Regions from separate parts of the Mus musculus genome. Here all the other regions are linked to region 7. The links are chromatin loops, found by intact Hi-C in ENCODE. Cell type or tissue: left cerebral cortex. All regions are shown on one strand. Each heading gives the region's core, and the rest is flanking DNA. Links, peaks and the distances in the headings are about the cores only. Region 1 has its middle 3.7 kb from the start of Rap2a. Region 2 has its middle 3.1 kb from the start of Gm41253. Region 3 overlaps Gm4681 (a long non-coding RNA gene). Region 4 holds the start of Mbnl2 (muscleblind like splicing factor 2). Region 5 overlaps Gm41253 (a long non-coding RNA gene). Region 6 has its middle 18 kb from the start of Gm33173. Region 7 has its middle 34 kb from the start of Oxgr1.

Region 1 (4,388 bases), core at 214-4,213, 400 kb before region 7:
TTCTGTCAGAGCTTGGTGTACCTCTCCACCATTCTGATTTCTTACAGAGGTCATTGTAGAGTGGATTTCGGTCTGGGTTCTTCTAACAGAGGGACATTCTTTTGCCATCTTTTCTGTCACTTGTCAAAGTACAAAAATGTATTCTGATATAGGAGTCCCCCAAATGCCTATTGTTTCTGAACATTTAAGAATTTATATGCTTGAATTACCTAGCTACAACATAACTGCAAGTTTTTATTGAAAACAGTTTAGAGCAAGTGCCTTGTCAAGTTAAAAAATGTCAACTACCATCTCTCCTTGCATCATATCCATGGATGCTTGGTTCCAGGACACCCCCGAACCAAAATCCTGCAAATGCTCAAATCCCGTGTATGAAGTGGCATATTTGGACTTAGCTTACATGCTCTCTTGCACATTTCAGTTCTTTCTAGATTCCTTGTAATGCCTAATATTTTGCAAACGTTAGGCTAATGGTTATACAGTCCTTGGGGGAGTGACTCATAACAAATCTACATGCTAAGTACAGTACACCATCCCCCAATAATTTTGAATCGCTGCTGTTTGGATGCATGGATACGGAAGGCTGCCAATATAGCTCAGGTCAGTCGTGACTTCTCAGTTATATACTATGGAAGTTTGAGAACTTGAAACTTAGAGAACAGGCAGTGAAGAAACTGTAGGGGGAAGCATCAGGAATGTTTCACGGGAGTCAAAACTGAAGAGGCTCTGCTCTCAGTCTAAGCTACTCATATAAGGTAGTGAACTAAAGTTGAGGGAGCTTCCCTGTGTGCTTCATGTCTGAATGACTCTGTAAGACAGAGTGGTTTTCTGTAAGACAGGCTTGGTTGTGACTACTTCTGCTCCGTAGCAGCTATAGTTTTCCCAAGGAAAAGCAGAATGCTTCTGGTACAATTCAAACTGTATGAGTGATAACATTTTCAGGTGTCACGGGGATTAAATACAGCCTAGAAACATGTGTTTTTTGTGAATATGACAACCTGCATTGGTTGCTTTTCTCACTGCTGTGGCCAAATACTTGACAAAAGAAACTTGAAGGAAAAAGCTTGCTTTCACCCATGCCTCACAGTATAGAGTCTGCAGTGGTTGGAATGGCTTGGCACTAGGTGGCTAGCTGCCTGTGGCCAGAGTGGGAGGCTGTTCACTCACATCTCTGACACTCTGGAAGAAGGGAGTTCTGAATGGCAGTTCTCCTCTTCCCCCTTTTTTCAGTCCAGTACCCTAGCTGGTGGGGTGGGTGGAAATGCATTCAAGGTTCTTCTTCCCTGCCCTCAGCCACTCCTCTGAAAACTCCTTACAGACATGCCCCAGAGTGCCCCACTGCCCTGGGTGCATTTTCATCCTGTTCAGTTGGCAACTGAAGTAACTATTGGGTAGTTTGTGCCCTACCTACTACATGGTCTATCTATGCACTGTCTAGTACATAGTCTACCTATTCACTGTCTACTATAGTCTATCTATCTATGCACTGTCTAGTGCATAGTCTATCTATCTAGTACTGTGTGGGCTGAAAATCTAGATAGGCAGTGGTCTGTGGTGTGGGCTTGTCTTAGGATTTTGGATCCAGGAGCTAAGCAAATCTTTTTGTGATTCCTAGTTCCCCCAGAGTTGGGAGTCTGTCAACTAAAGTAAACATAATAGACATTGTCACAAAGTTGTGGGTGGGTTGCTAGTCACATGTCCTAGCATTTCTCAGGCTTTTCTCCCTGACATTTCATAAGCCTTTCTACATTTTCATGAGGTATAAAGATGGCAGCCTATGGTGTGGTATCTGTAGTCTGTCTGTTTCCCATTCTGACAGGCCTGTTTTTCATCTTATGAAAGTAGTTGTTTTGTTTTGTTTCTTTGTTTGTTTGTTGCTTTCTTGTTACTAATATATAAAACAAAAATTATGATCAGGAATATATTTTCTTACCTGTTATGGCTTGGATGAGGATACAGTCCTGGTTTGTGGTGGCATGTAGACTATTGCTTGAAAGGTGAGTTGCTATAATTAGAAGGGCGTCAGGGTAGAATGTGGTGGTGTATAGCTCTAAACCCAATTACCAGGATTTCTAAGCACAAAAGTGTTCAAAATTCAAACATGCCTAGGCTGCATGAGTTCAAGGCCAAACTGGGAAACTTAGTGAGGCCTGTTTATCAAGGCTGAGGTTCTATTCCCAGTATAAGAATAAAATAAAATTGAAGATTTGGGGGAAATATTGGTGTCTATATCCTGATCTTAATTATGTTCGTGTCTATGTCTATATAAGTACTGTTCCAACTCTGATTCCAAAAGCTTAAGTCTTCAATCATGTGTTTGGGGGAAAGACAAAAGAAAAATGTGATAAGAAATTCAGTCTTGCCTCAGATGTGTGAACCTGCGTGACAGTGGAGACCGAGCACTGAACACTGTCACCACAGGGTCCCTTCGGCTTTAGAAGTGTGTTGCTGGGTGAGAAAGGAAAAAAAATGAAAACTTAATTTCTCTTTTCTCCACTGGATCTGAAGAGGGATCTCTCACCTATATCCAGATAGCCTCAACTGTCACACTTGTGTTACCATGGAAACCCAGCCAGCTCCTTTCTTTCTGTAAAAAATGTTGAAAAGGGTGGAATGAAATGGAAATGTATTGTATTTTCTGACTTTGTGAATGCAGCCAGAAGCAAATAAGCACAGAATTTGATACAGACAAGCCTAAAGGACACTGTGCCTGGACCAGGGTTTCCTGCTCTTTAAACCCTGGCTCCTCTCTCTCCCCACTAAAGCCTGCTGTCTCCTGAATCCTAAGTGAAAGACCACCAAACTCCTGGGATGCTGCTGGTGATTACGAAGGGGATGGGGAACTGTCTAGGCCTCTGAGGCTTCACGCAGCTGAGGTAAATCTGCAGACACGAAGCATAGAAATTGAAGGGGCAAGATAAACACGTTCTTATGAAAACCTAACATCTTGGTGCTCTTGAAAGGAAAAACTAGAACGCAGACACAGTGTGCAACGAGTCTGAGAAAGAAATCTGTTGGATGAAAGAGTAAATATTTCAAACGGCAGCTTAAGGAGGCTTCTTAATGAGAAGGCTTGCTGGTTAAGGGAGAAGGCCTGGAGGATCTTAAGAGCTGGGGATTCTGAGGAAACACAGCAGCGGAGGGCAGAGGGCAGTCTGGGCTGACGGCACTCCCACTCCCACACTTGTCCTCTGTCACTGCCAGAGAAGCTGGGCTGAATCGCACTGCCCGTTAACAACAGTTTGTGCCTCTTCCATGGGTGGCCCTCTTCTCATGCTGATGGCATCTGGGATTCAGGTCCAAGTACGCAGATGCCTCATGTTTGACCTGGCAGAATGATGCTGAGAACGCAGCTAGTGTCTGAGGGCATTTTCATCCTGTAAACATGTCGGTACAGCACAAAGGCATTATGTTCACTGCAAATCTGCTCCGCTTTCTGCATTTGAGGGATACAGTAGGAAACAGTTGACCCAAAGAGCTTTATTCTAGCCAGAGAGATAAATATTACACTACCAATTACCTCTGGAGTACCATAATTTAATGCAGATAAGACAATATCAGGCTGGAGAGATGGCTCAGCCGTTAAAGGCTAGGCTCACAACCAAAAATATAAGACAATATCAGATTTAAAAGGGTGTGTAATAACAATATAAGCAATGAAATATCATACTATATATAAAGAACTAAAAATGCAGAAATAGTGTCCTGGGGCCTGATAACATATATAATCCATACAAGAATTTATAAAGGTCAAGAAAAATGGAGACTCAGGAACAGGTTAGTCAGGTTATCTAGGGTGAGTTAGCCCATGCTAAAGGAAGTGGTCAGAGAGCTGCTTTGGTGGATAGAAACAAAGGAGAAAGGGGGAGGGGATCTAATTGTTTTTTTTTTTTTTTTTATCAATAAGTAAAACACACTAAAGCAATTTCTCCTTAAACTTGTAGATTTGCTCCATGACTAAGGACAGTTTCTTGTATGTTCCCTCCCCTTTCATGTCCCATGTCTAGTCCTAGGATTTCTAATGCAAAAACGGTCAAAATTTCAGGCTTGCCTAGTATCTCTGGGGATGGGCTTTGAGGTTCAAACACACAAGCCAGACCAGACCCAGTGTCTGTCTGTCTGTCTGTCTGTCTGTCTCGGCACCCTCTTTCTACTGCCTGCAGATACAGATACAGAATGCTCATCTACCTCCCCAGCATGCTGTCATGCTTCCTGCCATGACAATAATGGATCATGGACTAAACCTCTGAACTGTAAGCCAGCCCCAGCTAACTGCTTTCTTTTATAAGAGTTACTGTGGTCATGGTGTCTTTTCACAGCAATGGAACCCCTAAGACATGTTCAATCCCCAGTACAATAATAAAATAAAATAAAATAAGATTTAGGTG
Region 2 (4,388 bases), core at 213-4,212, 730 kb before region 7:
TTGCTTGAATCATTATGCAAAGCTGGAGAGCAATAATGACCTTCATTTGAACACTGGATGCGGGTAAAAGCATTCCCCTTCATCTTAGATAATTGAATTCCTTCATGTAAAATTTATAATAAATCTTGGCTTAGTGACTAATAATGGCATTGTTCTATTTTTTTTTTTTAATTAAAGGGGATTTTAGCTTAGCAGCCCATGGTAGTTTATGATTTTGTTTTATTTTGAGACAAGATCTTATGTAGCCCAAGCTGGCCTTGAACTATATTTCTAAGGATGACCCAATCAAAGATGGCCTTGAACTTTCCAGTCTTATTGGCTTGACTTTTCAAGTGTTGGAATTGCAAGGGTGGATCATCCCATCTGGTTTGATGCAGTTCTGAGAATGGAACCCAAGGTTCATGCATGCTAGGCAACTAGGCTACCTTTCTGCCCTTCCACGGGGTTTCTTTTTTTCTTTTTTTTTAATTAGGTATTTTCCTCGTTTACATTTTCAATGCTATCCCAAAGGTCCCCCATACCCAGCCCCCCAATCCCCTACCCACCCACTCCCCCTTTTTGGCCCTGGTGTTCCCCTGTACTGGGGCATATAAAGTTTGCAAGTCCAATGGGCCTCTATTTGCAGTGATGGCCGATTAGGCCATCTTTTGATACATATGCAGCTAGAGACAAGAGCTCCGGGGTACTGGTTAGTTCATAATGTTGTTCCACCTATAGGGTTGCAGTTCCCTTTAGCTCCTTGGGTACTTTCTCTAGCTCCTCCATTGGGGGCCGTGTGACCCATCCAATAGCTGACTGTGATCATTCCACGGGGTTTCTTGTAGAGCAAAGACTTCATGTCTTTCAGGTGCCAGCAACTTTCATCCCTGTTCTCTTTTCTGGCTAGTTTTATGTCAACTTGACCCAAACTAGGGTCATCTGAAAGGAGGGAACCTCAATTAAGAAAATGTTGCCATAAATCCGGCTGCATTAGTGATCAGTGCTGGGGGGCCCAGCCCATTGTAGGTGATGCCATCCCTGGGCTGGAGGTCCTGGGAAGAAAGCAGGCTGAGCAAGCCACGATAAGCAAGGCAGTACTCCTCCACCGGCTCTGAATCAGCTCCTGCCTCCAGGATCCTGCCTAATTCTAGTTCCTGTCCTGGTTTCCTTCAGCTGGTCTACATATTGGGTGTTATCCATATGGATTTGTGGGGCTCTGGCCCAGCCGAAGAGGCCAAAGAGTTGCAGGTCTCCAAGGGGTAGCGGGAGCAGGGCTGGCTGCTGGGCCTCTTCTGGGGCTGCAGGAGGTGGGAGGTAGTAGGGAGGCTAGGAGCCAAAGTCGGGGCCACTGGACAGGAAGTGGCTGCAGCTGCTCGAGCAGCGTCCAGCCATGTCAGCTTCGGAAGAGAATACTCTTCTCTGGAGTGTTACAGTTCGATGAGATATGCACTCTCAGACGATCTTTGGTGAAATAACTCATGCACTTCATTCCTTGTGGATAGGACCTTATCAACATTTGGGTGTGGGTTGGGATCTAGAGGCAGATGCGCTCTATGGGCTTGGTCTGAGACTCTAGGGATGCCTCATCTGCACGAGGAAGAACTTCAGGTGTTGTCCCTAAGTTACTCAATGGGGTGTCGTGGTCACACGTTCCAGAACAGGAGCCTGGTTGGGAGTAGATTTAAGTACCATTCTCAATGATGAGGATTCCTGAATCCGCCCAGCCTTACCAGGTTTTCTGTCTGGTGGCATGCTTCACCGCTCCACAATGGAGAACGATGTGGAAGTGTAAGCCAAATAAACCCTTTCCTCCCCACATTGCTTTGGTCACGGCGTGTCATCTCAGCAGTAGTGACTGTAACTAGGACAATCACTTAAGCCATGTAGCATGCTTCTCCTAGGCAGAGCATCTTAGTTCCTGCTTCAGTTTTAAGCTACTGCGGGCCGTATGAATTCTGTGAAGCTGCCATCTTCAAGGCCTGTGGGTTGCTACGTTTATCTCCTACATCATTTGCAGCCGATTCAGGCATGGTGTGTGAGGCTCTGACTGGGCACAGGGCCACCTGTGGGAGGGGGTGGTACAAGTCCTTGTTTTCAAGGCTCTGATTCTCTGGAAAGGGATGCTCCAGTCATATGGGCCTCCGCCTCCTCCCTCCTGTTGATGAAGTTTAGTCAGCAATTTGAGGAAAAAGAGACAAAGCAGAAAACATATGGGTTGTCAGCCCTAAGGGGCGATTTGGAGTAAGAAGGTTAGCCTGGGGCTTTTGGGTCATATGTCATTTTGGTATTAGGTAGTTATTTTATTTTATTTTGTTTTATGTGTATGAGTGTTTGGCCTGCATGCATATGTGGGAACCATGAGCATGACCTGTGCCCTCAGAGGCCAGAAGAGTGTCTTGGATTCCCTGGAACTGGAGTTAACAGGCAGTTGTGAGCTGTCACGTAGGTGCTTGGAATCAAACCTGGATACTTTGAAGGAGCACCAAGTGCTGTTAACCACTAAGCCATCTCTCCAGCCCCAGTTGGTGGTTTTAAATGTTATTATTATTATTTTTTACATGTATTGTTGTGGGATATCCATTAGAGAAGACTTGTTGGATATAGGTTTAAGTCAATAAAAAGTCTTCCCAGTGTAACCCACAGCTATTCCCAGGGTGAGCTTTTAAGCATAAAAAACAAAAACAAAAACAAACCAACACCCCCCCCCCAAAAAAAAACCAAAAAACAAAAAACAAAAAAACATGTTCTGGGTTGAGATTCTTCAGTTGACAAGAACAGTTAGCCAGAAGCAGAACTACAGAAGCCAAAAAGCAAGGTTAGTACAGTTAGTGACTTTCCCAGAGCTATGGACTTTGATGGATTAAGTTTTTGTTTTTGTTTTGGCTGATGGTACTGTCTACATGCTGGGTTTTAATGGAGTCAGTTGTGCTAAGGTCTGGGGTCCTATTACAGTATGGATGGTTGCCTGCATGTATGTGTGTGCACCATGTGCAAACCAGGTGCCAGAAGAGGCATTGAGTCCCTTGGAATTGGAGTTAGGGTGGGTTAGGAGCTGCCCTGTGAATGCTGGGAAATGTACCTTCACCCTCTGTAAAAGCAGCAATGCCCTTTACCACTGAGCCCCTTCTCTAGGGATGTTAAGTTAGAATAAAAAGCTGAAAAAAATCAGGGGCATGGGGAGAAAAAGAAGCCCTTTCCACCAGGATCTGGCTTGAGTTACTCACTCGCAGAGTCAAGAGCTTCAACATAACTGACCAAAAATGGAGATTGCCTACTGCCGTAGCTTGCCTCATGTGTCAGCTTGACACACTGGGGAAGAAGGAACCATACTGCAGGGATTGCTTCAGTTGGATTGGCTATGAGCATTTTCGTGACTGCTAATTGATGTGGGAAGGCCCATCCAACTGTGGGCAGCACCAGCACTGGGTGGGTGACAGGTAGGCCTGGGATGTATAAGAAGGGTAGCTGAGAAAACCAGAGTGAGCAGCCATTAAACACCATTCCTCTGTGTTTTCTATGTTAGTTCTTGTCTTAAGCTCCTGTCCTGGCTTCTTGAATGGAAGGAGGATGACCTGTGAGAGGAACTAAACCCTCTGTTCCCCACTGTGAGGCAATGGGCTATGCACAGACAGTCTGGTCTCCAGTCGAGTTGAGGTCTGATCCTCCCCCCTCCCCCAGAATCCGATGGGTGGTAATTCCCACCTACATGGGACATTCCCTCATGTCTCCTGGACCCCTGGCTCCTGTCGAAGTTACCGCCCCCACAGCCCCCACAGCCCCCCAAGAGAGGCTCGTGGCTAGCAGTCATGTACACAATGTCCCAAGCTTCTGATCTTCAAGCTAGACTCCTCCCAGTTACCTAGCAACAGCAAGATAACAAGCCCACTATAAGAGGGGCTGCTTGGCCCCACCTCGCTCTCTCTCTCTTACTCTCTCTCTTACTCTCTAAGCTTTTACCTCTCTCTCTCTAAGCCTTCACCTTTCTTACTCTCTCTCTTTCTCTCTTTCCCTTCTCTCCTCTTGGCCATGGCTGGTTTTTCCTCTCTCTCTTTCTACTTTTTCTCTTTCCTTTTGCCTTTCTACAATAAAGCTCTAAAACCATAGATTGTCTCTGTTTAACAAGGCCCAGACTAAGGACTCTCGCCTGCATGGGAATCTCTCTCCCTCTGCCTCTTCCTGTATCTCTGAGGCCGAGAGAGTTGCTCCGAGGCCCCTATTCTGTTCTCAGCTCCTCTGCCGTATGGAGCATGGGATGCCAGAGACCGAGAACCTGGTACTGGGGGCTGCCCCTTGTCCGCCCCTGTGGGGAGCGGGTGTGGCGGCAGTCCCAAAGGCGCCAGGGACTGCAGCTAAGTCATATGACTTGCACCTGACTTCCTCATATAAGACACAAACATCTTGAGTGCTGC
Region 3 (4,388 bases), core at 229-4,228, 61 kb before region 7:
AGACTCTGCAGGGGAGACAGAGGGAGATGAAAATGGAGGCGACAAGGCCAGCTGGCTGAGTTTGCAGCTCCTCGGTGATCCTGTGACTTCAACCCACCACGCTACAGAGAGCCTGCTGGGTCCACCGGACATCCCGTGCTGATCTCTCTGATGTCCTGCGTAGGGAGGATTCCTAGCCAGCACAGGGCCTCAGGCTGCCTGGAGCTGGCGCCTGCCTCCCAGGGGAGGCCACTCCTGCCTTCCTGGTTAATAACATGGTGTTGAAAAGACAAGTGCCGCTTCGAGGTCCAGTGGTCACATTCATGTTGTGATCTTCTTTGGGGCTGTCTCATTGTTTCCACTCACGGCTAATTGTGCCCATGTGACGAGAAGCCGTAGACAGGCTGCGGTTCCGGCGCTAGGCTTGACTGGGCTCCCTCGGCCTGACTGTGCTGGTTCCGCTTGACTCAAAGGGCTTGCCTCGAAGGGTCTGAAACTCACAACTCTAGCATTGCTGCGAAAGAACCAATATTTTTAAGGGTCTGGTAGGGGAACGTCTGCCCTTCGTTGTCTGGGTGCTAGTGTGAATTTTGCCCTCTCCTCCTTTTGTCTATCGCATCTGTCCTCGCACTGTGCTCTAACACCACGGAGTCTCTCCGGACCTTCGGACCACTGTGATGATCCCTCTGATAGTAGCTTCTTCTGACTGTGATGACGCTTACCACGGGGCAAACCACATCACCCTGCACCTTTGCCACTGTTTGTATCCGTGAATGAGTTGTACAAGATACCCACACAAACACCCACACTCACACTCACCCCTCCACACACACACACATACGGCCATGCGGCGAGGGAGGGGATCACAACCCAGTGGGTTTTAAAAACCACATCCCTATCTTACAAGTAATAAGAATCAGAGGGAAGAAGTTTTTAGGTGAGACATCCCAGTTTGAACTTGCTGGTAACTAGTATGAAGCCAGTAGGTTTGAGATAAACCCCACCCCCCCAACCCACAATTCCCTTTTCTTCTGGGGAACTGGAGAATCTCCTCTTTTTTCAGGGGTCATATATACTGAAGCTATTCCTGCCCTTCCGAACAAGGTCAAACAAATACACTCAAGATTTTTCAGATATTGGCCCTCCAATTTTTAAAAAAAGATCCATTTATTCATTATATGTAAGTACACTGTACCTGTCTTCAGACACACCAGAAGAGGGCATCAGATCTCATTACAGATGGTTGTGAGCTACCATGTGGTTGCTGGGATTTGAACTTAGGACCTCTGGAAGGGCAGTTAGTGCTTTTAACTGCTTAGCCATCTTTCCAGCCCAGGCCTTCCAAAATTTGAAGGCAAACTAGGAGCCCCCCCCCCCCAGGCTGTTCCCCAGACTTCCAAGCACACAGAAACCGTCTGGGGAGCTGAGGAACGTCAGGCTGTGATCCAGCAGTTCTGGGGTGAAGATCATAGACCCCCCACCCGTGCCTGGGTCAACTGCTCAAAGGAAAAACTGAATTATATGTTGTCTTTCAGTTCAAGAAATCTTCCAATATCATTTTAGTTCCTATCCTCAAGCATTTATAAAAGCGCTGGACCTACATCGGGCTTTTATTACATCATGTCCAATACGTCTGGACAGAAGACTGTTAAAAACAGAAGGAAAACAAAACAAAACAAAACAACCTCCCAAAACCAACCCATACATCCTTTCCTTATTCGCTCCAGCCCCAGTCTCAGCCCTGTTTTGAAATAGTTACATCTTTCAGTTACTTATAGCACGGTTATCATCTGGAAATTGGAGCAAAGATGATGAAGGGATGCTATAACGAAATACAAGGTGTCTGGTGCGCATTGATATGACTAGGAACGTAATTAATGCCTCTTTAAAACTGAACAAAAGCAGAGCAAGAAAGTAAAAAAACAAAAAAAACCCCAAAAACCAAAGCGATTACGCATCAGCTGCCGAAACACTGTGTCCTAGCTTAAACGAGGCTGGAAAAATGCTTCCACAAATGAGAATGGGATGCTTGAGGACTCCAGCCTTTCCCGGAGGGGTTGTAATGGCTCCAGTCTCCCAGACGGGCTGCGCAGCGGCGCCGACGAGCTCTGCTGCCCCCTGCTGGACGGAATGCCGGACTCGCGCCAGCCTGTCTGCGAGGCCAGCGCTGGCTCCCTCGGGGCCCAGCGCTCATCCTGCAGGTTATGCAACACCAGGCTGCTACCAGCTCGCTTCAGGAAAGGAAACCATTGACTTCCTGGAGCTCCAACTGAGCCAGTGTTAAGAGGAAGGCGGAGACTAGAAAAGGACACGTACACGTCCAGTCTTGGAGGCGCTGGGAAAGTCTGTGTACAACCCTAAAAAGTAGGAGGAGCCTTCCTGTTTTCCGGTTAAGAGATGCAAGGCTTGGAGTGTGTGTATGGAGGGGGAGTGGACTAACTGAGAGGAAGTGGTGTGGAGATGGGCAGCTGGCTATGGTCTTCCAGTGGCGCCACACCTCCTCAAGCCCAGCTATCGACGTGGTGGGTGGCAATGCCTGGTTTCCAGAGTGCAGCCCCAGCTTCCAGCTCCTTCAAGATCATAGATCTTTTAGCTGTATTCTGCTTTGACCTTCAAGGTTTTAAACTCTGACTTGTTGAAACGTACCCCATGTGTTGGTCTTTCCTAACTAGACACAGTGAAGGCTCTAGAGATTGACATTTTAAGATGGAGCAGGGTTATCCCCTCCTCTTAGGGCCCAGAAACAATAGTCCAGATCACCAGAGAAATTTTTCTTCAATTTGGACCAACCCTTTAGAGTTGTACTTTTTGGATGCCTCCTGGTGTGAAGTGAGGGAGACAGTTCACTCTTGTCCAATCTGGATGTGGATTAATGGTATTTTCCAGCCCATAAAAGTATTTAAAAATTTTTATTTCACACTGGGTTATGAAGCATCGCTGTCATTCTGACAGTTCAACTGGAACTTTCACAATTAAACCTGATAAGAACTGAAAGTCACCGTAGAGATTCCAAGGCACCGTCCTCTTATTTTATAGATGATGTTCTGGGCTTTTCAACCAAATAAGAATAGATCTCTGGAGACAGCAAGATGACCACCACGTGTCTGTTCTCAGTCTTTGGATGGTACCTTTCACATCCTGGCAGGAAAAAAGCTGAGTCAGCGCCGCAGAGTCGGAGCCTGATTATCACATTCAGTAGCTACTGCCAAGCATACATTAGCACCTCTTCCAGAACTCTCCTCGGTCTGCACAGAGTACCCAGAGACTCTGCTCATGAGAACACAATACCGCACAGGAGCCAAGGAAGCCCAAAGTTGTCCACCCTGACCTGGTGATGAATGTCATCAGACCTCCTTTGTCAGTCATAGCCAACGTGTAGACCGAGACCATATCTTGCAGAGTTTCTGGATGCACAGCCCTTGCCAGTCATAAATGAATGAAAGTATGGTAAGCTATGATGGAGCTCTGCCAGTCTGCAGTGCTGTTAGGACAAGAACTCACAGGATTTCAGGGAAGAACTGTGGGGAGGGGACACTGAAGCCTTAGATGCTGTCATCTCAGCAGGGAGAAACCTCTTCCTCCTACACCCTTCAAAGAAAACAAAAAGAAACAAAATAATAAAACTAATAACAAAATAACAAAAGCATTACCCTCACTTTTCTGGTCTCCCCTGCCACTTTTCTTAGGATACAGTTTCAATAGAAGATATTCTAAACAAGTTCACGTGTTTGAATGCTTCTTGGCTTGAAGTTCGGTGCTCTTTGGGTGATTATGAAACTGTGGTTGGTTGAAGAAAAGGGGTCGTGGGGAGTCAGGTCCTTTGGGTCATAGCTCAGTCCTACTTCTGACCCCAGTCTCTCTGTGTGCCATCTGTTAAGATGTAAGCAAGCATCCCCTATACTCCTGCTGTTCTGGTTCACCTACACGATGACCCACACTCTCACACCAGGAGCTAAAATTATTTTCTCCTTCAATGTGCTTCTTGCCAGGCATTTGATTGCAGCAATTTCAAAAACTAATCAATCTACCTTACTAGTAAGAACTTCAGTGGTCTCTGTTTTATTTTATACCAGGTAGGGCAATGGAGAAAAGAAACTCAGGATTGCTCAAAACACAGCCACCCATACCTGATGCTCAACACGCAGCCAGGCACACCGGATGCCAGAAAGGTGCAGCCCAGCTGCTTGTAAGTGAAGGGTCGGGTGGGGATGTCAGACAGTCCCGGGATGAACTAAGGCTCTGTTCTAGGCATGTATTTATAACTCATAGTTTGTGTGTTCGCGGAAGACACAGAAATATTATCAACTAGTAAGCAGGATTGTGCAAGACTCTGCTCATGACAAGTGATTCCTCACAGGAGCCAAGAAAGCCCAGAGATGTCCACCCTGAATTACTGATAAGACATCATC
Region 4 (4,388 bases), core at 160-4,159, 200 kb before region 7:
ATCTAAACAGCCCAAGACATTGCCCACAATGTTTCCACACAGAGGCCCCTTCCCTTTGTACTTTACACAGTGAATTGTCCCAGGAGACAAACAACTTTTGTTACTGTTGTTTGTACAAAACAGGTCCCTAGAATTCTAGGAGAGAAAGTGTAATAAGTATTAGGTCCCTGAAGAGAAACTGAGGTAGGCACTTGCTCAAGGCCACACTAAGTAAGTGGTGCAGGAGGGCCAGCTGGTAGTAGGGACTCCAGGGAACTGCAGTGTGCTCTAGCCCAAATTCTTTCTTTAAAAGGAACCTCAATAAACACTAACCTTTCTCCAGATCCGTACAATCAAGGGTGTGCAAGAGGAGTGCCACCTGTGTCACAGGGTTAACAGCAGGGACTAGTGTATTTTATTTCCTTTGAGCCATCTGCCTTAGGACACGGTGCTGTATCTATGAAAGCAGCTGTCACCCACCAGCCAATCAACCTTGAACTTGGTAGCATAACCTGGGCCTTAGGTAAAGTTTCCAGGGGGGCTGGGAATGGGCCCCCTGGGATAGGACCCCCTGGGACGGGACCCCCTGGGATAGGCCACACAGGAAGGCTTACTGAGCCACGACACAGAGCGAGTTAGACCAGAAAGAAAGTGAAATCCGGCTCCCTGAGGCAGGCCATGGCTTTTCTCTAGCCAAGCCAGAAGCCTGCAGAAAACCTGGGCAGACAGGCAGGTAGGCAAAGTTGCCCTATTTGGCCTGTGAGGGGGGATGGATGGGCTGTGGGTTTAAATGGGAAGACATAACTCAAGTCCTGCCAACTGGGAGTTCGAATGTTCCTGGCCTGGACATAGAGAACTATTCCTTTCCACAAGCTGAATAGAAGAACACACAGCAGAAATAGTTGGGGGATGACGTCAGGAGTTCTGGGCTAGTGTCCTGCACTTCTCCTTGAAAGTAAAAACCGTGGTACGTGGCATTGCCCTTATTTAAATGAGCACTGCTCTCCCTCAGAACGGAGCAAACGAGAGGAAGAAACTTCCTCTTACATAGATGATAAAATGTCTCATTTAATTTTTGTTCCTTGTTGCTGCCTAAATATAAAAATGCCCTAATAGACATTTTCCGACTTAATCTTTGTCTTTTAAAGAGACAGTAAGGCTTTTTTGAAGAACATTAGAACATTCACGGAGGTGGCAGTTAGGCAAGTTTTTTTTCCCCCCTTCGCTTCAGTGCTTGCTAACTATTCTAAAAATGTTACACATTTATTGTAAACACATGCTTCCAAGGCCTAACAAAAAAAACACGGTTTCCTCAGCCTGGCAGAAATTTAAAACGGAAAAGGGCAGAAAGAATTCTTTAACACAGAGAAAGCCTTCCCTTCTCCTGGGCCAAGTGTGTTAAAAATAAATCTGCTTCACCCTTTCCAGCCGCTGCTTCTCGGCAAGAAAGTTGATCTGGCTGGGCATAGTGAGAGCCCAGCTTTAAAAGCTAGCCTGCTCTCATTAAATTATTCTGCTGGCTGTGTGTTCTCATTAAAAATGCATACAGATCAGATAATTGCAGTAAGCATTATTAACCCAGCCTTACTTTTGAATATAATGGTTCCACTTTTAAGCTGGAAACAAAGACAGAGGCTGCCAGGAAAAGCAATGTAAACATTGAACCACAGTGTCTAAGACTAGCCAGGAAGCTTCCTCTTCTGCCCTGGTGCTGCTTAAAATGTGCTTTTGAAACTCAATTAAAGCCATTGCCCTGTAGCACCAGGGTGGCCCCCAATTTCCAAGAAACAGACATATTTTCGTCCCAAACGTTCAGCCGATGATTATTTAAGCAGATTTTTTTTTTAAATTCTTAATTTCAAGTATGTTTTCAAAGAACAGGAAACACGTAAACTTTATTCTGTAGCCCACTCTGGCAGTAAAAAACCTCCATTATCTTAAGATAATCCTGGCCTGGATCTTTCAGATAATTAAAGATAATAATAATAAACAAATCTGTCCTTTAAATAAATAAATAAAAACCTCGGTTTTTTTTTTTTTTTTTTAATGCCTCACCCTAAACGGGCGGCGTAGATTCCAGCTTTGCCGTTTCTTGTTCTCAAATCCAAACGTTACGTAAAACTCCAGGGTTTCCTGCGAGTATTCCGTTCGAATTAGTGGAATCGGTCTCCCTGGCTTCCCTAAGCACACACATGGAATGCAGCATACTGCAGCAAACTCTTTAAACATTAAAAAAAAATTGGGGAGGGGGGGTTGTTTCTCCTACCTTGTTTAGCTCTGCTCGTCTTCCCCATGTACAGTAACCCCAAGAACATCTGGCAGGACCGAGTGGCCGTGGCTTCTCCACCGCATCATGAGGAAGGGGGGTCCATGCAAATAGTTCTCCGTCCCTGTTTATTGTACTCTGCGAGCCGCCGGCCGTGGCTGGAAAATTTTACCTTCAGATGATGAAGCAAAGACAGTCTAAACTCTGTTGCTGTGAGCTGCAGCCCTTCCTTCCCACAGGCCCCGCCCAGGCTCAGCCCACCAATCCCCGGCCAGCTCGTCAGCCCTCCTCGTCTGAAACTGGTCCTCATAGGATGACTGACACAGCAACACAGCGCTGGCAGGCTCTGAAAACAGTGCGTCCATACTGATGGAAAAGGGATCTCCCTCTCCGAGGAAAGCAGTCATAGCTCCGAGACAAAGTGGCACATAATTGGCAGAGCACAGAGAGGGGTAGCTCAGACAAATACGCTTCGAGACACCCAGCCCGTAGCTGGGAGTTGCATCATAAACACTCCGGGAATCACGAAACTCCTAAGATGGCCAAGAAATCCAATTGGATCCCAAACTAAAGTCTTAGGGCGTTTGAGGAAGCATACTGACATAGATGTACACATTCGTTTGTGAGACAATTCAGTGTTTTTCATGCAAAGTGATACCTTACGAAACATTTGCAGGCAATTTCCATGACGGAGGGAGGCTATAGCCAAGTTGGATTGCACACTGAAGACCAGACCATGCTTGAAGCCCCAGCACACAGCTTTTCTAGAGAGCTGTCATTTCAGTGGCTACTTACTGGAACCCATATATTTTCCATCTAAGTTTCCAGAGCACTAGAGACTTCAATTAGGGGATGCCGAAGGACAGAACTGATATCTCTACATTAAGCTTTGAGGCTCTTGGCTGGCACCCACTGGGGGATTAACTGTGTCTTAACCTTCTTAGATGCCATTTGATAAATGCTCATACGTTGCCCATCCTGTCTTTAGTGCCGCAATGACTGCTGGAGGGCGTTTACTGCTGAATACACATGGCACTGACCTAAGGGACATCCTCCATTTTCAATCTACAAAGGTTGACCCACAGATGCCAGAGGTTCCCTAAGATAAAGCAAGAAAAAAAAGAACGGAAAGGGTTATTTTTTTCTTCTTCTCAGTCAACAGCATTTCTGCATGCTTTGAAAACAAAAACAAAAACATATGGCATTTAGAAAACACAATAAGCACACATTTTCCTTCCACAAAACACAACATTTTGCATCTTAAAAATTAAGTATGAAGGTCCCGTGACTAACTACAGGCAAGAACAAAGATCCTATTCATCTGAAAGATTGAGCCTCTCTCTCTCTCTCTCTCTCTCTCTCTCTCTCTCTCTCTCTCTCTCTCTCTCTCTCTCTCTGCAACTGTTTAACGAATGCATCTGGAATGGAGTAACAGGGCAGAATGTAATGGTTTTGGTATTTTTAGATTTTGGAATTGTGTTCTTAAAACACATCATTTCTTGTGACTTGTGGACTAATTTTCTTCAATAGAATATCTTATTTTACTCCTCTTCACTTTAATCTCTAATATTGATTTTCATTTCTAGTCAATATTATCTTTGATAGGCTTTGGTTAAGTCTGTTGTTTTGTTTTGTTTTTCCTGGAAAGTTAAATTAGCTACATTTAAACAAGTGGAAATCTTTTTAAACTGTTAATACACCTATGCACACATACCTGAGTGTTGATCTCAAACTTACCTTCTTCCCCAGCTCCTCCTGCTTTTGACACGAAATCCCCATTTTTTACAATCTTATTACTTAGACTTTAGTCTCTGTCAAGCCCATTTCTCACCCAGAGACATTAAGCCTCTTAGTGTTCTCCTCCCAGCTCGGCCAGAGCCCTGACCTATTCCCTGTATGGTACAAAAGCTAATTGATAGCCTCTGGTCCTCAAGGCACGTCGGTTCTGGTCTTCCCTGTTGCCAGACAGGTTTTTCTGAAGTCATGTAAAGTCATGTTCCTTTTACACTCAAACCTGTCCCTCCATAAAATCCAAATTACAGACTTTCAAGGTCCTGCTAAATGTGGCCCCTGCCTTTATAGTCCACTTTAAGTCTGCCATTTTCCTAAATGAAGCTCCCTGCTCTCTACCCCATGTTCGCTT
Region 5 (4,388 bases), core at 129-4,128, 690 kb before region 7:
GATTCCAACCTAGTTATTTCCCTCTCAAGTTCCCGTCTTTCTCTCTGTTCTTGTTTTTTCCTCAGAATGCCCACTTGAATCGACTCTTGTTACAATGATAGACATTTCATTAGTTCTGATTAGATTACCTTTGCCATGAGTAAGCACAACGTCTTAAATAAGGAGTTCATTTTCCCTCATAACAAACCCAGAGCCAGTCTCTGAGTTCTTACCATAAATCCAGAGTCTTTCTCCTTTGTCTGACTCATGTTCCATCTGCCTTTCATCTTTGTGACTGAAAAATGGCTGCCCTCGTGTCTCAGGGCATTGTATCTCTACACCTGGAAGGAAGACGGGCAAGGTGACTAGAAGGGGCAAACCCTTCCCCTGAAGTGCTACCTTTTCATCCTGGAAGCCTGACTCAGGGATTTCCATCTGCACCTCATTGGCTGAGCTGGGCAGCTGCCCCCCCCCATTGGCTGAGCTAGGCAGCTGCCCCCCTCCCATTGGCTGAGCTGGGCAGTTGGCCTCTCATTGGCTGAGCTGGGTAGCTGGCCCCTCATTGGCTGAGCTGAGCTAGGCAGATGGCCACACCGCATAATGCCGATATTGGGAATAGGTGCTGGGAAGGTTGCTGGCGACTCACCCTTTTCACTATTTCTTACTAGTGATGCCAAGTATCCGTGTAGCCCACGTTACATTATGATATGCAAGTTTCATATCTCTTCTATCTGTCGCATTTCCATCTCAGACCCATTACTTCAGATTGTCAGCAGCAGCAGCAGCAGCAGCAGCAGCAGCAGCAGCAGCAGCAGCAGCAGCAGCAGCAGATGTTAACAGCCAGGTAGCCCGATCATGTCTTTTCAGAGATCTCTGATGGGGAAACCTAGATCTTGACTTGTGCCACAGAAAGGAATTCCAGGACAAGATGACACGAGGCAGATTAAGTAAAGGAAGAACTTATTACGGAAAGGACCCAGTGGTGCAGATGGGTTTCTCGAGACATGCGTAGTTGAACTTATATGTAAGCTTTGATAGCGAAGGGGTTATTGATGACAAGAAGCAGGAGGAGTGGGGGCGGGGTAGGGGGGAGCAAGGGCTGCCCTAACAGGGCATGGTATCAGGTGCTTGAGAGCAGGCAATGGTGCAAGTCCTATGTTATGGACATGCCACAAAATGAAGCGAGGTTGGTTAGCAGCCCTCTGCGTCTGCTACACTGGTCCTGGTTGGTTTGGAGCAGTCACGTGGTATCAACCTGCAGTTCTGTCTGGCCTATCCTGTATCACTAAGAGTACAGTTAGTATTGATGTCTGAGGTACGCTGCTGAAAATGTTGGCACTTGGCTAACCTCAACTTCAGTGAGTTGGTTCTCATACGTTAAAAAAGTCTGGAGTTAATTTTCCCACCCCGTCCGTCCCCAGGTTATCAGGAGCTCGGTGCAGCTCAGACTTGCTTTACTTTGTAATGGAGCAGCGTTTTCTCTTTCTCAGCAACACTTTGTTCGAACCATCTGCCACCTGTCAGCTTTTGCACCTCAGCAGTCTTACCTTGTGTCCAGCGTTGAGAACGTGAATGCTGTTAGCACTTTCTTTCTGAAACTTGGCCAGTCATTCTTATGTCCACCTGTAAGGTCTGTTTAATAAAATTTGATTATACCAGTGGTTATCTAACATGTCTACCTTGGTAGCATATTTATTCATTCTTTAAAAGAATTATTTATTTTATGTATATGAGTACATTGTAGCTGTCTTCAGGCACACAAGCAGAGGGCATTGGATCCCATTACAGATGGTTGTGAGCCACCATGTGGTTGCTGGGAATTGAACTCAGAACCTTTGGAAGAGCAATCATTGCTCTTAACCACTGAGTCATCTCTCCAGCCCTAGAATATTCTTTTAAAGATAAAAGGTTTTTTTTTTGTTTTTTTTTGTTTTTTTTTGGTTGTTGTTGTTAAATTTGTTATTGAGAGTGGGGGCTGCCTTGGTGTGCACATAGAGATCAAAGGATAACTTGTCTGATACTGTTCTCTCCTTCCATATGTGGGTCCCAGAAATTGAACTCAGGTTATCAGGCTTGGTAGTAAGGTCTTTATGGACTGAGCCGTATGGTCAGCTAGCCACTCCCAGCCTTTTGAGATAAGGTCTGGCCTTAAGCATACAGGATCAGGCTGGCCTTAAGCATACAAAATGGCTGAGGGTGGCCTTGAACTCTTGACCCTTCTGCATCTACCTCCTAGGTGCTAGAATTACAGTCATGTACTACATCACCACACCTGCTAGTGCTAACATACACATTTTCAAATGTTATTTTCTATGCATCAAGCATAGTGGTATGATTCATGCTTTAGAAGACTGAATGTTGTTTGTTTCCTGGAGGAATAAAAGGGGCTATGGGTAGATGCTGCAAGAAGAATCCAGCGATTTAAGCAGGAGGAACTAACTCCCAAAACCCAGTCTTAAGAGACATAATCTGAAAGTGCTAATAGCATGCTGTATAATAATGCCGTGGTGAAAACAGGATTTTGCTTACTGAATAAACAACAAATCCACCAGATGGGGCTCTAATATTCTTTTGGACCAGTGACTGAAAAGTAAGTATTTCCTGCTATCTTTAGAGGAAAAAATATGCATATAACCATATTAACCTCCAAGAGAATCTTCCTGAAATAGGATTATGGTCTCCAGCAAGCATCGTCATTGTGTTTAATGTCTTCTGAGTCCCAGGGGGACATTTAGAAAGAAAGTGGCCAATTTGCTGAAAAAAAAAAAAACTGAGGCACCCAGAACAGCACAGTTCAATTACCCCTGAGCTGGGTCCTTTGTGGGCCCCACTTTAAGGAAATCGAGACGTATTTATGAACAAATGGCTGCCTTATTGCCAGTGTGTTCTTCCATCTTTGGATTTACTGACGCTATTTAAAATGTGAATTGCTTGAGATGAGGTGACATCATTGTTAAACCTGCCACAGCTGCAGAAACTCTCTCTCTGTCCAGTTATTTGGATGAGCTGTGCATCACGGTAAGGACGTGGGTTCTCCGTGGGATACATTTTGCTTCTGCTTTCCTAGGAGTTTCAGGTTAGATTTCTGAAGCAGGGCCCCCTTCCTGGACTCTATCCTTATGACTCACAACTGCTGTTCAACCTGGAACGGATGCCAGCTGGGAATTATAGAGCTGAGTTTTAACACAGAGTGGGCGTGTTGGCCAGGCTTTGGTCAACTTGTCACATGCTAGAGTCATCTGGGGAGGGGAACCCTCAATTGAGGACATACCCTCATCAGAATGGCCCATAGGCAAGCCTGTAAGGTGTTTTATTGATTACTGATAGATGTGGGAATATTTAGCCCATTACGAGTGGCGCTGTTCTGGGCAGGTGGTTGGTTCTGGGTTCCATAAGGAAGCAAACAGAGCAAGCTACCGGGAGCAGACCAGTAAGCAACGCCGTTCCACAGACTCTGCTTCCGGACCTATCTCCAGGTTCCTGCCTTAACTTCTCCTGATGATGGACCAGCAAGTCAAACAAATCCTTCCCTCCCCAGGTTGGTTATGGTGTTTCATCACAGAAACAGAAAGCAACTGAGGCAACAGGTTGGGGACTGAGTCAGGTTTCCTAATATGACATTGTCTAATGGAGCCCAGAGCTAGATTAGGCCAGGTAGCTCTCTGCGTCCCAGGATGGCAGTCAAGACACATCACCACTAAGGGCCACAGGAGTAAATGCTGACTCTCTCACAGAACGCTTTGAAATATTGGCTCACCAACCAAAGGGCACACACGGGCTGGTCTGAGGCCCTAGCACTTAAGTAACAGAGGGTTGCCACTTCTGGTCTCAATCAATCAGAGAGAATGCACCTAATTCTGCAGAGACTTGATGTGTCTGGATTATGGGATGCAGGATGGGGGCTGTCCTCTAAGAGACAACATTTGAGGGAAGGAAGGCAACATTTGAGATGTAATTAATTAATTAATTAATTAAGAAGAGAAATATTAGCTCATTTTGTCTTGCAGCTGACTTTGCTCCAACCACACACGTTGTCTGAACACATCAGGCTTTCTCCAGTCTGAGTAGTTCTATGTAGGAGTCTATTCTCAGGCCACTGCTTGCTTCTTTCAGGCATTTGCTGAAATTTCACTTCCTCATTGAGGTGTTCCTTTGCCACGTGGTTGAAAGCGGTCATGTGACCAGCTATGGAACTGGGCGTGCTCTCCTTTCTCACTGGTGGCCAGCAAGCCCCAGCGGTCCTGTCTTCACTCCCCACAGCGCTGGGGTTAGAGTTGTACGCAGCCACCTCCAGCATTTATACGGATGCCGGGATCCAAACCTGACTGTGTGGCAACTGCTCTGACCTACTGAGCCATCTCTTCAGCCTCGTCGCTTCTGATCCCCAAGCAATTGTTTCTTAACTAGCT
Region 6 (4,388 bases), core at 173-4,172, 750 kb before region 7:
AGGAAGTTGGTAATGATTTCCCCTAGCTCGCGAACTCTTGCCGCGCTTGCGCTGACGGTGTAGGACTTAAAAGCGAGGCTATATCGCCCTCTCGTGGACGCTGTGTGCATAACCTGTGATGCACAAAGCTTTGAGCTACAAATCACAAATACCGACCAATAAGATACAGAACTCAGGGAGTGTCAAACTGGATTGTTGTAATGCACACACACTGTTCAGGAACAAGTGGCACGCCTTAGGACTCGTTCGAGAAAAGCGTATCTAAGTGGCTTTGTCAAATATCAGTACTATGAATGCCCCTTTTAATCTAGCGTATTTCCCCCAAGCTTTCTTACAATGTACAGGACAAACTGCAAGTTGTGAGATGATGATTCCAAGTTAGTTAGCATATTTGTCACCTCACATACCTCCTTTTTTTTCCTTCTTCACAAGAACACTTAGTCTCTTAGCAAGTTTTGCATATGCAGTGGAGTGAAGCCTGTGAGTAAGACCAGCTTGGAGACGTTTCCTTCTGAGAGCCGGGGAATGGGGTAGCAGGACCCGAGGCCGTGTGCTGAGCTGCAGGGTTTATTGTCTGAGCTAAAGGGATTCTCTCTACCCCACCTGATCTTTACAGCTGTTCTGGGAGTCTCAATTACTTCTGTTTTGACCAAGACAATTTAATTGGGTGTCTGTTGAAGGAAAAGGCCTGGAATCGATATTGTAGCAAAGTGTACCTCAGTGGCTAATTAGTGAACTCGACCTTGGGTTAGCATTGCTGGGAGAAAGCTGCCCGCTCTGAACACCACTAGCAAGTCCCATGTGCTGTCTGCTGTTGATGATCAACACTGTCCTCGTTACCTAGAAGAATGGCACATTGTAGAGAGACTATCGGTTGTTCATTTAAAATAATCATAGTTTAATTAAACAACCTGAGAGGTGTCAATACTTTGTCCTGATTTGCACTGAAATAATCAGTGTAATAAAACTTCTGGGGATGCCTAAAACTTGGTCCAATTATAAATGCCAAGTGGGGGGACAATGAGATAGCTCAGTGGGGGGACATTAAGATAGCTGAGTGGGGGGCAGTGAGATGACTCAGTGGGGATAGTGAGATGTCTCAGTGGGGACAGTGAGATAGCTCAGTGGGGGAAACAGTGAGATAGATAACTCAGTAAGGGGGGCAGTGAGATAGCTTAGTGGGGGGGAATGAGATGTCTTGGGGGGGGGGTGGACAGTGAGATAGCCCAGTGTGCAAAAGTGTGTGTTGTGCAGGCATGGTGCTATGGCTCCATTCCCAGTACGCATGAACGTCGAGAGAACCAGCTCTGTAGCGTTGCCCCGCCTCCGCCTATCATAGAGAACCAGCTCTGGAGCGTTGCCCCGCCCCTGCCTATCATAGAGAACCAGCTCTGTAGCATCGCCCCGCCCCCGCCTATCATAGAGAACCAGCTCTGGAGCGTTGCCCCGCCCAGCCTATCATAGAGAACCAGCTCTGTAGCGTAGCCCCGCCCCCGCCTATCATAGAGAACCAGCTCTGGAGCGTTGCCCCGCCCAGCCTATCATAGAGAACCAGCTCTGTAGCGTAGCCCCGCCCAGCCTATCCTAGCCAGAAGAACAGTACAAGAGTGAGTCATTTCTGCACAAAGTGACTTTTTGTTAAATGGACACACACAGGGCCCAACAAAGCATTGATCTGGTCTCAGAATTTTGTTATTTTAAGACAGTTTACAGCAGAGCCAGCTTCAGCTATGCATTTGCAACAGCGCAGAACCAGAAGCATAATAAACACGACAGAGGAGGTGTGAAACGTATTCTATGAATACATTTGAAATGTGCTTGATTGAAAGGCAGATCGGACCATCTATCGGTGATGGGAAGTAGTGATTTCTCCCTGGCTGTCTCATTAAATAAAAGTCTAGAATTGATCTATTTGGGCGGTGAGGGGGCCATCAATCCCGGCAGGCTTTTAAAGATTAGTGTTTTGAGTGGACTGTTGTGATTCTGGTTCTGAGTTCTTGTTAGCCAGTAGGATTATTGTCATGTTAAAGATAGTCTATTATATAACATAAGCCTGTCTGAGACTAAACTTATGCATAAAATACTCCCAGGTGCCAAAGCGTCACTGAGTCACAGCTCATGAATAGCCCTGATTTTACCCCAGCTGTATTTTTGACATGCTAGTAATTTAACTTTTTTTTAGATTTATTTATTTTATGTGTATGAGTGTTTTTCCTGAGTATATGTGTGTGTGCATGCCATGTGCATGTCTGGTGCTGATGGGGTCCAGAAAAGGGCATTGGACCCCGGAACTGGATTACAGATGATTGTGAGCCACTGTTTGTTGCCTGGGTGTTCTGGAGGAACAGACAGTGCCCTGACCACTGAGCCATCTCTTCACAGACAGTGCCCTGACCACTGAGCCATCTCTCCACGGACAGTGCCCTCTCTGACCACTGAGCCGTCTCTCCATGGACAGTGCCCTCCCTGACCACTGAGCCGTCTCTCCACGGACAGTGCCCTCCCTGACCACTGAGCCGTCTCTCCACGGACAGTGCCCTCCCTGACCACTGAGCCGTCTCTCCACGGACAGTGCCCTCCCTGACCACTGAGCCATCTCTCCACAGACAGTGCCCTGACCACTGAGCCATCTCTCCACAGACAGTGCCCTCCCTGACCACTGAGCCGTCTCTCCACAGACAGTGCCCTCCCTGACCACTGAGCCGTCTCTCCACAGACAGTGCCCTGACCACTGAGCCATCTCTCCACAGACAGTGCCCTGACCACTGAGCCATCTCTCCACAGACAGTGCCCTCCCTGACCACTGAGCTGTCTCTCCACAGACAGTGCCCTGACCACTGAGCCATCTCTCCACAGACAGTGCCTTCCCTGACCACTGAGCCATCTCTCCACAGACAGTGCCCTCCCTGACCACTGAGCCGTCTCTCCACAGACAGTGCCCTGACCACTGAGCCATCTCTCCACAGACAGTGCCCTGACCACTGAGCCATCTCTCCACAGACAGTGCCCTCCCTGACCACTGAGCCATCTCTCCACAGACAGTGCCCTCCCTGACCACTGAGCCATCTCTCCACAGACAGTGCCCTCCCTGACCACTGAGCCATCTCTCCACAGACAGTGCCCTGACCACTGAGCCATCTCTCCACAGACAGTGCCCTGACCACTGAGCCATCTCTCCACAGACAGTGCCCTGACCACTGAGCCATCTCTCCACAGACAGTGCCCTCCCTGACCACTGAGCCATCTCTCCACAGACAGTGCCCTCCCTGACCACTGAGCCATCTCTCCACAGACAGTGCCCTGACCACTGAGCCATCTCTCCACAGACAGTGCCCTCCCTGACCACTGAGCCATCTCTGCAGCCCTCACTCTCTCATGGTGTCCCCATGGAGAGTTAACCCACAAGACCTTCCAGGAAGTGAATGGTAGGGACGCATAGAGCTCCCCCACTTAGAGGCCACATTTAAAACAGCACGAGACTCCTGACTTTGTTTTGTAATTTGCCACTTGTAGAGGGATGGAGCTGTCTGTTACAAGCTTGCCCTGAAACATGAGAGCTTGATCGTCAGAGCACACACATGCAGACACTGGCCATGGCAGCACATGCATGTTATTCTAGTGCTGGAGGTAGAGACAGGCAGATCCCTAGGGCTCTAGGGCTCACTGGCCAGCCAGCCTGCCTATGTGGCACACTCCAGGCCATCGAGAGGCTGTCTTCAAAATCAAGGTGGCCGGCACTTAGGGAATGACACCTGAGGTTGATGTGTGGGTCACACATATATACAGGCACATGCACACACATGCACACACACACACCCCATAGTAGATATGTCTGTTATGACTCTAGTTCCCTAGTATCCCTGGTTGTAGGTTTTATTAATTAGTAAAGTGGAAATCAGTCTGCAAATTTTGAGCTAATAATTTATCACTGCTGTTAATGTTTGTCATAGATATTAGCAGCATGCTTGTTTGAATGTAAGGTGTGTGTAGGGGATAGGGGTGGGAATAGGGTACTTATGGAAGTCAGAGGGCAGCAACAAGCATGCTTTACCTACTGAGTCATTCATTCCCACCCTCTGTGATTTTGTTTCCAATGGACACTCACATGCATATGAAACATATAAAGCCAGAAGTCCACGGGCAAGCACTAAGTCAAATATCAGTCCAATATGTTTGCTGTGGCAGATGGTCACGTCTTGTTTTATACTCCATACATTCTCTGTGTGCGTGTTTGTGTGTGAACATGCTTTTCCGTGTATATCTATGAGTTTATATCTGTCACCTTGTTGACCTGTTTACAGATTTAAAAACTGGGACAAATGTATACTTTGATACACAGTATTGCATCTCATTAGTGTCCTTTACTGTGAGATAAGGTCCCACTGTGT
Region 7 (4,388 bases), core at 113-4,112:
CCAATTTTAGAATTATTTGGCTTATTCATGAATATATTCAACACACATGGCTTCAATCCTTCTTGCGAAGTATACTTTATTTAAATATATGAGCACTGTATTTATCATAGTCACAATTTCAATATTAAATTCTTAAAAATACAAATGACTACTATATTATAATGATATTAATTTTTAAGAACCTTCCCAGAGAAAGTGGCACTTAGCGAGAGGACTCATATGATTTATAGAGTTATTTCTATCAAATTATTAAATAATAGAAGTAGAAGATGTCACGAAGTGTATTTTTTTTTCTTTTACTGAGAAACTGCACACGATTTTACAGTGGTTATAGAGCAAGACATTTCTACACAGACTGCTAAGTTTAGATTTTTTTTTCCAGTAAATTCTTCTTACGGATGCTCACAGTTCTCTGGCCGAAGCCATTCTAATAGTTGAAAGCTTTTATGGCAGGAGCTAGCAGGCCTGCTTCACACTGATGAGAAATATTCTCTGGAAAAACTGAAAACAAACAGAAATCAGGCTATGGAAAGAGTCTCAGTAGCCGGCACATCTGCTTGGAGGAGTCTGTTATTGCAACTGAATGATCTCTGATGATCACCGTCACTCAGGGAGAAGTGGGTGTGTCCTGGCTTGAGCTGTATCCACATCTAACAGGTTCATACCTTTTGGACTCACGTCTTTGACGAGATTTACAAGGACAAGTCATATTGCATGCGACTTCCCATTTTCATTCTGAGCCATATTATAATCTCTTGACTCATTTTAGGAGTTTGTCTCATGTTTTAGGATAACAACTTCATTTTTCTTTTTTAATTAAAAAAAAGTTCAGAAAACTATAGGTTCTTACTATGAAATCTTCAAACGTAGTTTTCTACCACCTCTCAGCGAACGCTCCAATACTGTTCCCTGTTTCTCTTTGAGTCAGGTGGCACCGCTCCTTCTGCGATGCTCTACATTATCACAGCTGAACCACCCGCACTTTCTGCAGTTCTTTGTCCACATGTCTTTCTGGGTAATTTTTTTTAAATGCCTTATTTTTACTTTTGTTTGCTGAGTTGGTTGTGTGTCTCCTCTCCTGCCCTTCCTTTAAACCCTCCATGAGTCCATGAGAATGGCTACTCTTTTTGAGTCTTTCTTCCTCCCTCCCTCTCCCTCCCCGTCTCTCTCTTTTTCTTTTTTAAAGGTTCTATATTTTATTACTGGACAAACACCTAATTTAAGACATAAGCTAGTCTACAGGTTAAAAATGTTGAAATATATCTGGTAGAACTGATCGATGACCACAATTCAGTATAATTCAGTCTTGCCGCTGTGTGAATCCTTACGGACCCAGCTTCGTTCTCCTCCAGTGTCTTCTTTTAGAGTTGTACCTGATTTTGTTACCAGTGTTCATCCGGATCTACCGAAGAATAGGACGATTTTGCTTTTGTTTCTTGGCCAGGAATCGCTTGATTCTGAAAGTCTTGTGAGAAGACATGGCAAGAGGCCGAATCAGTTGGAGGAAAGGAGAAGAGTTGAGGCATCCTTTTTTCCCTTCCAGGGACAGGGGAGGACGCTGTAGAGGGAGAGGGGTGTGGGGGAACCCGTGTAGTTTTCTATTTCCCCTGCTCTGGTGAAGAAGCGATTTTTTTTTCTGATGAATCCTGTTCTCTTTTCTTCTTCCTTTGTTTTTTTTCAGGTAGCCACAGCATGGAATTCAAGGCTAGAGTTCACTCCCTATGGAAGGACAGATTTTATTATTTTCTGGCTTCCGCTATAGGGAAGCAGGCCAGTGCCAGTTGATTCTTCACGTTGTGACGGTGTTAGCTTGTTTGTTTTAACGTGGCTGAGTTAGTTTTTTTTTTCCCCCCTTGGTTGCTTTCAGATAGTTTAAAGTCAGAACCGTTGATGGAACTCTAAATAAGAATCGCGTCTGTGTTTAACACATTGACTTCAGGCATATTACAAAGACCAAGAAGCTATGTAGCTGCAGTTTTGTCTGAATATAGATACTTCACAGACACAGCACATACGTATTAACATTCTAACAGGTTATGACAGATGTCAATCTGTTCTAGAAACCCCCACTATGGGAGGTCATTGTGGTAAGAAAACAACTATTCTATTATGAAATACTTCTTAAATATTACACAAAATTCTTAAATTAAACACAAACATCAAAGATGAGAACTGTAAATAAATAAATAAATAAATAAATAAAAAAGAGAAATAACAGAGGAAGACGGAGGGACCACCTGATACAAAGGCTCAGTTTGGTACCATGAGAATGACCAGGAAGGGACCAGGCCCCTGTATGGCAGGGGCCCCAGAACATGAAGATACCAGGGCTCTAGAACTGGGAAGCAAAGTTGCATTGCAATGATGTATAAATTATTTTTAAAAGACCAAAATTTTCATAAAATATATGATTTTCCTGATAAGCATATTTTTTTCTACTACACATTGGGGTCACAATTATCATTGCATTCCAAGAAGAAAGACAACTAAAGGCCAGCCTTTAAGGAATGCACAGAGAACTGCTTGATTTACAGCCTGATTCTCTTACTTTTAGTTTTATCAGCTGGAGAAAAGGTAAAGATTGTGTTGTATCACCACCTTGTGGCCACAATCTATAAAATTTAGCATGAGGATCTACAGTCACATTTTACACATGCATCACACACCTGGACACATGTGCACATACATGTGAATACACGCACAAATGGTTTCAATAACTACTGATGTTTTCATTTCGGTAGCTTTTCCAATTTTCAGTGGGATAAGATTTGTGTCTTTGCCTAATTTGATCTGAAAAATGAAATTCCAAGTGTACCTTAAAAAACATCTCGTCTATACCTTTCTTAGTTGTACAGTCACTTAGTTACAACACATCATGACAAAAGGCAACTTCAACAACTTAAACAAGAGTTTATTTTGGATTTGGTTCCCAAGGGCTAGATGTCCACGATAAGTGGTGACCCTGATCGGTTCACAAGTGACGTCAGCTGGAGGAGGATGCTGGGAAATCACCTCGTCACCTTGTGCCAGATGCAGAAAGAGGAAACAAGAAATAGAAGCTATGAACCAATGGTTCTCAACCTGTGGGTCCCGACCCTCTTGGAAATCCTCTATCTCCAAAAATATTTGCATTATGATTCATAACAGTAGCAAAATTATAGTTATGAAGTAACAATAAAAATAATGGGGTGTGTGTGTGTGTGTGTGTGTGTGTGTGTGTGACCACATCACAAGGAACTGTATTGAAGGCTGAGAAGCACTACTATAAACACTGAAAGCCTATTCTCAGATTGATAAGTGCTCTAGAGAGACTCCAGGTCTGAAAAGTTTCATAATCTCCCCAAACTGCACAACCAACTGGGAGCCAAGTGTTTAGATGCATAAGTCTATGTGGGACATTCACTTTCAAACTACCATCCAAGGTTTTTCCTCACCCCTTCTATAATACAAAAGAAAAACGACTACTTGAGTTTCAGAGCTTCCATAACCTCCACTTTCTCAAAGGCTAACGATGCTCTGATTTCTGTGAGATTTCTCTTTGGAAAGCCATGGATAAGACTAAGATTTAAAAACCACAGCCCTACAAGCACTTACCAATGGCTTGTACAGGGAACAGTGAGTGCTATAGTTATCTCTCACAAGTTCCAGAATGATAGCAGAGACAGCTCAAGTGGCAACTCTTACAAGGACAGCATGTAATTGGGCTGGCTTACAGGTTCAGAGGTTCAGTCCATCATCATCAAGGCTGGAACATGGCAGCATCCAGGCAGGCATGGTGCAGGAGGATCTGAGAGTTCTACATCTTCATCTGAAGGCTGCTAGCAGAATACTGGCTTCCAGGCAGCTAGGATGAGGGTCTTAAAGCCCATGTCTACAGTGACACATTTCCTCCATCAGGGCCACACCTCCTAATATTGCCAATCCTTGGGCCGGGCATATACAAACCATCACAAATTAAATAACATGCAATGTGCCGTTTCTCTTAGGTGTCAGAGATGCTGGGGTGGGGGTGGGGCGTCATTCATGATTCCTGAGGATGGGCAAGCACTTCCTTTTGAATCATCACTTTAAAGCATGCACTTTAGCAAGCTTGTGGGTATGTGTGCTGGTTGCATGTATGAATGTCTCTGCATGTGTTTATGGAAGCCAGAGGTTGACTTCTGGTGTCTCTCTTGATCTGACTCTCCCATATATATTCAATCAGGGTTTCCTACTTGAAGCAGAGCTTGCCTACTCTGCTAGCTTGGCTATCCAGCTTGCTCTAAGGATCTCCTGTCTGTGCCTCCCTAGTGTTGAGATCACATGTAGCTTGCTAGCTGCCTAGCATTTACATGGGGCCTGGGATTGGAAGTCCGGTCCTTATGCTTACACAGTGATGACTCACTGAG

The links. A loop is a pair of places that touch in the nucleus more often than their neighbours do. Peaks named below come from ENCODE experiments on the same cell type or tissue, not always from the same donor. Only the 100,000 strongest peaks of a DNase experiment are listed, where the experiment ranks them.
Region 1: it touches region 7 in a loop (3-fold over the local background); 4 of 42 quality-filtered maps call a loop at or near these places.
Region 2: a loop joins it to region 7, with 4 times the contacts of the local background. A loop is called at or near these places in 2 of 42 quality-filtered maps.
Region 3: a loop joins it to region 7, with 6 times the contacts of the local background. A loop is called at or near these places in 7 of 42 quality-filtered maps.
Region 4: it touches region 7 in a loop (2.9-fold over the local background); 7 of 42 quality-filtered maps call a loop at or near these places.
Region 5: a loop joins it to region 7, with 3 times the contacts of the local background. A loop is called at or near these places in 12 of 42 quality-filtered maps.
Region 6: a loop joins it to region 7, with 3 times the contacts of the local background. A loop is called at or near these places in 2 of 42 quality-filtered maps.

The regions. Positions count from the first base shown.
Region 1 is chr14:120,472,581-120,476,968 of GRCm38, reverse strand. No RefSeq gene overlaps it. Among named protein-coding and RNA genes, the nearest start is that of Rap2a, 3.7 kb to the left of the region's middle. In left cerebral cortex, for the core only: no CTCF peak of the experiment used is centred there; DNase peaks (open chromatin) are centred at 2,569 and 3,186; H3K4me3 peaks cover 166 bases; H3K27ac peaks cover 2,470 bases.
Region 2 is chr14:120,807,193-120,811,580 of GRCm38, reverse strand. No RefSeq gene overlaps it. Among named protein-coding and RNA genes, the nearest start is that of Gm41253, 3.1 kb to the right of the region's middle. In left cerebral cortex, for the core only: no CTCF peak of the experiment used is centred there; a DNase peak (open chromatin) is centred at 2,039; H3K27ac peaks cover 537 bases.
Region 3 is chr14:120,135,761-120,140,148 of GRCm38, reverse strand. It overlaps Gm4681 (a long non-coding RNA gene), which reads left to right. Exons shown (of 7, transcript XR_001781467.2): 2 at 4,053-4,165. Among named protein-coding and RNA genes, the nearest start is that of Gm4681, 4.2 kb to the left of the region's middle. In left cerebral cortex, for the core only: CTCF peaks have their summits at 1,192 (motif pointing right) and 2,094 (motif pointing left); DNase peaks (open chromatin) are centred at 2,125 and 3,172; H3K4me3 peaks cover 775 bases; H3K27ac peaks cover 1,740 bases.
Region 4 is chr14:120,273,763-120,278,150 of GRCm38, reverse strand. It overlaps Mbnl2 (muscleblind like splicing factor 2), which reads right to left and starts at 2,482. Exons shown (of 8, transcript NM_207515.2): 1 at 2,246-2,482. All of the region lies in intron 2 of Gm52122 (a long non-coding RNA gene), which reads left to right. In left cerebral cortex, for the core only: no CTCF peak of the experiment used is centred there; DNase peaks (open chromatin) are centred at 874, 1,467, 1,631 and 2,533; H3K4me3 peaks cover 3,062 bases; H3K27ac peaks cover 3,187 bases.
Region 5 is chr14:120,762,725-120,767,112 of GRCm38, reverse strand. Gm41253 (a long non-coding RNA gene) reads left to right here. Exons shown (of 6, transcript XR_874981.1): 5 at 1-823; 6 at 4,093-4,388. Among named protein-coding and RNA genes, the nearest start is that of Gm25781, 34 kb to the left of the region's middle. In left cerebral cortex, for the core only: a CTCF peak has its summit at 2,536; a DNase peak (open chromatin) is centred at 3,107; H3K27ac peaks cover 309 bases.
Region 6 is chr14:120,827,683-120,832,070 of GRCm38, reverse strand. No RefSeq gene overlaps it. Among named protein-coding and RNA genes, the nearest start is that of Gm33173, 18 kb to the left of the region's middle. In left cerebral cortex, for the core only: a CTCF peak has its summit at 1,842; DNase peaks (open chromatin) are centred at 1,598, 1,811 and 2,025; H3K27ac peaks cover 1,047 bases.
Region 7 is chr14:120,074,602-120,078,989 of GRCm38, reverse strand. It overlaps the pseudogene Gm20167. Among named protein-coding and RNA genes, the nearest start is that of Oxgr1, 34 kb to the right of the region's middle. In left cerebral cortex, for the core only: a CTCF peak has its summit at 2,609 (motif pointing left); a DNase peak (open chromatin) is centred at 2,589.